Linked DNA regions of Homo sapiens: regions 1 and 3 are each linked to region 2. A link is an interaction called in ENCODE POLR2A ChIA-PET data of the cell type or tissue named here. Cell type or tissue: CD4-positive, alpha-beta T cell. All regions are shown on one strand.

Region 1 (2,500 bases), 200 kb before region 2:
AGCCTTTCTGATTTCGTGAAGGGAGATGATAGGCCAGTTCCATGGCCTCATCTAAAATAATGTCAATCTCCAGAAAAGCCTTTAAAACTAATCATTAGCTTAAAGGAGTGGTTCCCAACCTTGAGAGTGAATCAGAATAGCCTGGAGGGCTTGTCAAAATGCAGAGTCCTGGGCCCCATCCTCAAAGTTTCTGATTTAGTAAGTCTAGGGCAAGGCCTGAGAATCTGCTTTTGTAATAAGTTCCCAGGCAATGCTGATGCTGCTGGTCTGGGGACCACACTTGGAGAACCTTAAAAGATCATGTGGAGTACAATTTTTTTTTTTTTAATTTGAGTGGAGATGGCAGAAAAAAATTATACTAGTGTGATCTTTTGAGTATAAAATAAATTCAACAAATGTTTACTTACCTACCTATGTATTATGACCAAATCATAACTTACTTTCTTTAGGTGACTTGGAATATATTTGGGAGGACAGGCCAGAGGAATAAAAATAAGGATACAAGGTGACACAATGATTCTCAAAGTTTGTTTAAAAAGTTCCCATGCCCAGCTGCACACCAGACCCATTAAGTCAGTCTTGGTGTTGTGGTTTGGTTCTGTGTCCCCACCCCACCTACAGTTGACACTACAGAACAGGTGTCAACAGACTCAGCTTAAGTCTGTGATGTCTCAGGGAGCTGGCTAAGATGGATACCTGGCTGCTGGTGCCTGCAGGTTCTGGGAGGGAGGGGGGTGCTTTACAGGGGAGCCCAACATCGTAAACTAGGGAAAGGAAGGAAGAGAATTGGAGGGGATGAGTACTTATTTGCATTACAGGAGGATTCTTGGTTTAAAGTGGGTTTCACCATGGGGTTCCTTTAGATAGAGCCTCAAGTACTCTGAAGTGTTTGTTTTGCCTTTCCTTAATGAGGTATTTATTACCTCTCTGTAAATATGATACCTGCAGTTTTAGAACATAACAAATCCATCTATAACATTTGCAGCTCTTCAGCAGAACTGAGCATACAGTCACTGACGTTGATGGCATTTTTTCTAAGTAAAAACAAACAAACCTTGGAGCAAAATGTCAGAAGCCCTGGAGGAGGGAAGGTGGATGGCTAGAAGGGAGGCTCTAAGCAGCCCTTGATACTGCTGCAAGAGGCCCCAGGGTCAGAGTTGGGTGGGGCGGGACTTTCTATATTTCCGCAAATTTAAGCTCACCCCGGTGGGAGGCTCCTCCTCGTACAGTCCTTCATCTTCATGGCAGAAAGGCTGTTCTGCCCCTGCGCCCTCCCTGGCCTCTCTGGGGATCCCTGCAGCTGATGTATTGTGATGGAGCAGTGGACTTGGATGCTGCTGGTATTGATATAATCATTGTTAACAGTAGCAACAGTAATAACAGCTAATGTGGCATGCATGGTGCTCAGTGTCAATTAATCCTTATAGAGATCTTGATTTTACAAATGAGGAAACAAGGCTCAGTGAGGTTACCTAATGTGCCCGTGGTTCTGCAACGAATGTGTGATGAGCTAGAATCAGAACTCAGACTTGCCTTCTTCAATTCTTTACTCTTAAGGATTGTGGACAATACCAAAGGTCCCTCGGGTATGGCTTTGAGATTTGGTTGGCTGTGATCGGTCATTCAAGGACCCCAGCTTTGATGTTCTCTTTTTGATTGAGCCCTACTCTAGGGAGAATTTGGCTGCATGTTTTGGTGAATCATAGATGGTGGGGATGAGAATAGACTGAGTGGTTGAGCATTGTCTTATGCTGTGTTGTTTGCAATGCAGCTTGATATACTTTAGCTCAATTCATCCTTACAAGTCTAGAGATGTTTTTTGTTCTGCTTGACAAATAGGGAGCCTGACAAATAGGGTGGTCTTGTCTTACAGAGCCGCAGCTTGCACTGAGGTCTTCCGACTCCATGTGCCCTGTGTGTCTTGCTGCTGCCTGGGACCCACAGAGTCTCTGAGGGTCCGGAGCCACATTAAGGGTCATGCTGCCCATGACCTGTTGGTGACCACTTTCCTTAGGTATCAAGAACATGAGTGTTGGTCAATAACCCACTGGAGCGTAGTGCTGGCTTCTGTTGTTCCCAGCTTTAAAATAGGGCTAGGTTTGACCTCCAGCTCAGATTCAGAAGGCCAAGTCTGAGCTTGAGTATGTGTGGATGGCTGCCACTTAGTCCCAGTTTTGTAAGTGTGCCAATATCGGGACTTTTCCTGTGCTGAATATAGACTCCTCCTTTGCTGAAAATAGTATATGCGGTAGGGTAGGGAAACATTTTTCTTTCCTAGAAAATCGCTCCTTGCTCCTCTAGGTAACATTGACTTCTGTGAAACCATCTGTTTCTTCCAATATAATTTCCAGACTATTAGATTAAACAGTTTCTCCTGACCCACTTTTGGCTTCTGTTTCTTTTCACTGTTCATTAATAAATTGTGTAGCAGAGTTTTTATGGAGAGTGTGTGTGTGTCTATTTATTTAATTTCAGTTTAGGCAAAAGCAATTGTTGGATG
Region 2 (2,500 bases):
AAACAGATCATTACAATTAAAGTTTCCACTTTTCAATATAATGACTGCTAAACCATTTTTGAAGGGTAAATATGTTGCCCGCCCCCTAAAACAGGCAAAATGCATTTAATGTGTATCATCGAACATGTGCAAAGATTGCAGTAAATTGCTTCACAAACCCAAATTATTGCAATCAGCATCTTGTTTTCTAGTTCTAAATTCAAAGGCAAACTATTAACACACAAGACTGCTAACTCTTGCTATTATCACACTTGCTATTATCACACATCCTCCTTCTAACAAAACCACATTTCCAGATGGACTGCCAAAATTAGTCAAGTGACTCCTAAGAAACACTATCAAGACTGACATGCCAGAAATCCATTTAGAAATGAATGCTTTATTAAAATAAAGGACACACACACCCAAACACACCTTTCCTAGGGAAATTCAAGTTGCTTTCCTTACAATTGAACTTGAATTGAAGCTCAGGGAGGCCCCATTCGGAGGAAATGTTACCCAGTCAGCATGCTGATCAGTCCCGAGTCAAATGGGACAGACTTATGATTTGTGTGGGGGTTCTGGGGAGCTGGGCCTGACTGGGGAATCCTGATAACAAATTAGGCAAAGTATTTAAATTCAACCCAAATAAGGTACATATGATAGACAAATTCAGTCAAGAGGGTAGTGAGCCCTGTGATGACATCACTAGTTCCTCTTCTCTTCAGGATACTTTGTTTACTCTGCATTGGACACGAAGAAGACTACTTTTAAAAAACCTATGAATCTCCTGCAACACGTAACTCAAGGAGATTAGATTACTGAAGTGCATTCTGTTAGCAACCATTCCTGAAGAGTCTAATTATCAGAGCTGTCAGTTCCATGGGCCAGAACTAGCTTTGTTTGAATGTGGAAAACACAAGACAGCAATTTTCATATACGACTGAGGGAGCCACGGGCTCAAAACCCAAGTGGGCTCTGAGGCCAGAAAAGGAATCAGATCCTCTGTGCCAACAAAGGCTCACCCTGAGCAGATATGATTTAGAATTCCTCTTCCTCAAGGGAATGGCTAGCCTTTTCCAGGAGAAAAAATAATACCTTCTATCTGATGGCACCTTCTTGAACATACATACATGGAACACAGAAAAGTCACTTACCACTGGCCAGCTTTAAAGGAAAAGTCTTGATCAGCAACAAGCAAGCGGAGGCTCTTCACTGACGGTGACTCACTGGCAGCTCCACACACCTTAGCTGCTGACACAATCTAAAACCAAAAGATGAACTGTGGCTGAGGTTAGTGCGTACACAGCACAAGGGACAAATGGTGGCATCCTGAGAACTAAGGTTTTTGAAACCTACAAAGATGTGGTTTTTGAAAATTGCCAAACAAGGTAAAACACACTTTGCTTTAGTTCAGCCTACCACCATGTGAATACATTTTAATTAACTTTTTTTTGAGAGACTTGCTATCATACTAATTTAATTTTATCCTACATTCAAAAATCATCTATTCAAGGGATCTTTTAACCGGCATTTATCTGATGAGTATCCACAATGTGCTGTGCACTGGGCTAGGCACTCTGGGAAGAGCTCAGGGAATTGGAACTCTGTAAACAAGCCAGGGTCTTATCAAGGAGCTGCCGTTAAATTCTCCATCAGCACTGGGCAAAGTGAGGCCCACTCTTGCTTCTGGGGGTGTAAGGAGCCCACAAAGAGCTAATTTCAGAAATCAAAAGCAGGCACTTAGAAACTTTTAACAATTTCACAGAACAATCTTGTGCCTATTGAGTCTAGTAACAGAAAACAAAATGGGTTTGCATTCTTCATGTCTTTGTTTTTAATTAATTTTCAAATTCATTTTTTATCACACGATATTTTATAAAATGGAAACAGATCACAATCTTAACAATAAAAAGAGCCCTTCCCTACAGATAATTTGAGAAGCACTATTTTTACATGATGTATCTGATTTCTGGAAAGCCTTGAATAGGTTTGACTCGGGAGCTATGCAGGTATGTGCCATTCATGGCTCAACACCCCTCAAATTCAAAAGGTATCTATTTCCTTTATTCTTTCATCTGCTTTGTGTTTCTTTGTCCTGTAAGCCTGGGACATCTTCACAAGCAAAGAAAAAAGACAACATGACTCTTTCCTTCCTCAACCTTCTATGTCTGTTCATCTTTACTTGTGGCAGCAAATCAGCAACTAACCAAAATATAGCCCTCTCCTTGGAAAGTGTGACCTTCACAGCTCCACCAAAGGGTGCTTTGGAAATCTGTCAAGGTCAATGAACGTCCCATCCTAATGCTAGCTCATGCAGGCCCTCTACTCCAATAGGACTACTAAATCTCATCAAACTATTAGTGGAGACCATTTTCAAAAATCCACTGGATAATTCTCATGATGGATGGTGGTCTCTCTCACCACCTCAAAGTATCTTCTAGTATTATCTACCTTTCTCTCCCTCCTGCAAAATACCTAACCTTTCTTTCTCCATATTTTTGTCAACCCTCTCTTGCTC
Region 3 (2,500 bases), 940 kb before region 2:
AGAGAGAACCTGTGAATCCACAATCCAGAGTACTGCATTTTAAACTATGTGCTCTAGATTTGGGAGCCATCTCTATGCCTTCCACTAGACATGGTTTATGTCTACGGAGAGCATATGCTAGACACCACACTAAACCCTTTACATTATCATTTAGGACACACAGCCACTTGTAGATGAGAACTATGGCCAGTGGAGGGTCAGTGACTTGTTCAAGGCCGTACAACTAGGTATCAACCCAGTTCAGACTCAATCCTAGCTGTGTCTGACCCACCAGATAGTGGCTTGGGGAATTCTACCCTGTAAACATCTCTCAAATCTACCACCACAGCCTCAGTTGAAGGCCATAATCTCTTGCCTGGACCAACGCAACAGATGGTCCACTCAACCAAGCCCTTATAATCCTCACTCAATTTTCTGGCCTAAAATCTGTAGTAACTGCCATCAACCACCAATGAAATAAAGGCCAGACCCCTTAACATGAGAATAAGGAGCTCTTCTTGATCTGTCAGACCCTTGATCTGGCCTCATCTTCCCACTATCCTCCACTCCCCAAGACTGGATGATCAAGAGGGAAACTAAGCTCATGTTTAGGGTACCAGCAACTTAGTTTTTTTCTTAAAAAAAAAAAAAAAAACTTTTATTTTAGGTTCAGTGGTACATGTGCAGGCTTGTTATATAGGTAAACGTGTGGCATGGGGGTTTGCTAAACAGATTATTTCATCACCCAGGTACTAAGCCTAGTACCTAATAGTTTTTTTTTATTCTCTCCCTCCTCCCACCCTCCACATTCAAGTAAGCCCCAGTGTCTGTTGTTCTCCTCTTTGTGTCCACGTGTTCTCATCATTAGCTCTCACTTATAAGTGAGAACATGTGGTATTTAGTTTTCTGTTCCTGTGTTAGTTTGCTAAAGATAATGGCCCCCAGCTCCATCTATGTTCCTACAAAGAACATGATGTTCTTTTGTATGGTTGTATAGAATTCCATGGTGTATAATGGGGCACCTTCAACTTTAGAAAAAATTTGATAATTGATCCTCCCCCAAAAAAACATTGAAATAATCATCAAATTTTTTAGAAAGCACTCTGTTGAACTTAATCTTTCCTTTTACTTTGATATTGATATCATTTTCAATTACATATTGATGGCAGGGAGCACCAAAGGTTTTAATCAGGCCCTGATTAAGCTAGATGTTCCTAGTACAATGCCTTTGAAAATACTGTGTTCTCCACTAGAGAGGACCCTCCCTGACCCACCACGACCATTTCCTCTTGAGTTTTAAGATCTAGCTCACACTCTTAATTGTCTGAGACAAGATTGGACACTCCCCCTTTTGCGCACACAAAGTGCTGTTGTTTGTACTTCAGTGTTCGCTTTTGCTACCTAGGGTTGTAGGTTAGTGTGTATACAAGTCTGTATTCCCTGTATGGCTATTTTGGGAGTTTCTTAAGAGCTTCTGTTATGTTCATACTTCCCTCCCCAGTGCTAAACAGAAATTTCTTTAGGCATTTCAAAAGATCACTCTGCATAGGGCTCATTCCCTGATGTTTGGTCACGAATGAAAGACTACATACATGCATTAATACATGTACACCCTAGATGGCTTAAGAATGAGCCTATATTTAATGTATTTAAGAATGTCTTACAATCTAAAATAATTTTAAATAAATGTCATGGGTCAGAAATTCTGAAGACCAAACTGTGAGACAGATTCATGGTTAAGACATTTATTGGGCAGCATCCTTGAGATCAGTACCTGGGGAGTGAAAGAAGCAACACTGGCAGGGAGAGAGCTAAACCGACCGCTTTGCAGTTGCTGCTGGAACCCTCTGGGGCTGGGGTAGTCCTCTAGAGTTGTCCACCTTGAGGCAAGGGGGCCAGCTTTTACTTGTCAACTCAAACCAGTCACTGGATTGGAGTTAATTCCCAGGTAAGGGGCATGACCTTGGGCAAGGAAGCTCTCTTCAGTTGCGGGCAGTTTCCAGAGAAGAACTCAGGGGAGCCATCAACAGCCAGCATTTCCAGCAGCTGGGGGAAATAAGTGCCTTGGACCTGAAGAGGGAATTGGGCAGGGCCCTACAGCAGCGTATTTTAGAATGTGCCCCTAAGAATAGGCTTTAAATTTTCGTGCAACAAAAATGTTTCATGCTGTTCCTCTCTGTCAAAAAAAAAAAAAAAAGGTATGTAGAGAACTTTGGAACCAGTATGTAGCTTATGGGTTACAAGCTTGCTGAGAATACTGACCCCTCAGCTCAGGAGCTGTCCAGGGGAAGCCTGGATGAGCCCACATCCATTTACCCCAGTGTGCTATACAAATGTGATCAGATTCTGTGCATACCAGATACGAAAAAGGCAGAGAAGTCTGAGAGTGCATCCTTTTGTCTTGAGACAAGACTACTCCAGGTACCTGGGCTTTTCCTATGTATCTCCAGAGGAAATACAGTTGTCCCTCAGTATCTGTGGGGGATTGGTTCCAGGACCCCTGCGGATACCAAAATCCACA

What was found. Peaks named below come from ENCODE experiments on the same cell type or tissue, not always from the same donor. Only the 100,000 strongest peaks of a DNase experiment are listed, where the experiment ranks them.
Region 1: POLR2A ChIA-PET joins it to region 2 with 14 read pairs; 8 of 35 experiments call an interaction of 5 or more read pairs at or near these places.
Region 3: POLR2A ChIA-PET joins it to region 2 with 10 read pairs; 3 of 35 experiments call an interaction of 5 or more read pairs at or near these places.

What each region holds. Positions count from the first base shown.
Region 1 is chr3:16,481,586-16,484,085 of GRCh38, reverse strand. All of the region lies in intron 2 of RFTN1 (raftlin, lipid raft linker 1), which reads left to right. LOC124906219 (a long non-coding RNA gene) reads right to left here. Exons shown (of 3, transcript XR_007095839.1): 3 at 1-2,500. Among named protein-coding and RNA genes, the nearest start is that of RFTN1, 31 kb to the left of the region's middle. RefSeq lists an enhancer at 554-1,406. In CD4-positive, alpha-beta T cell, no CTCF peak of the experiment used is centred here; DNase peaks (open chromatin) are centred at 645 and 1,195; H3K4me3 peaks cover 290 bases; H3K27ac peaks cover 2,500 bases.
Region 2 is chr3:16,285,085-16,287,584 of GRCh38, reverse strand. It overlaps OXNAD1 (oxidoreductase NAD binding domain containing 1), which reads right to left. Exons shown (of 9, transcript NM_138381.5): 5 at 1,137-1,243. Among named protein-coding and RNA genes, the nearest start is that of OXNAD1, 21 kb to the right of the region's middle. RefSeq lists a silencer at 1,185-1,324. In CD4-positive, alpha-beta T cell, no CTCF peak of the experiment used is centred here; a DNase peak (open chromatin) is centred at 1,244; H3K4me3 peaks cover 1,883 bases; H3K27ac peaks cover 2,278 bases.
Region 3 is chr3:17,225,987-17,228,486 of GRCh38, reverse strand. All of the region lies in intron 18 of TBC1D5 (TBC1 domain family member 5), which reads left to right. Among named protein-coding and RNA genes, the nearest start is that of PLCL2-AS1, 170 kb to the right of the region's middle. In CD4-positive, alpha-beta T cell, no CTCF peak of the experiment used is centred here; no DNase peak of the experiment used is centred here.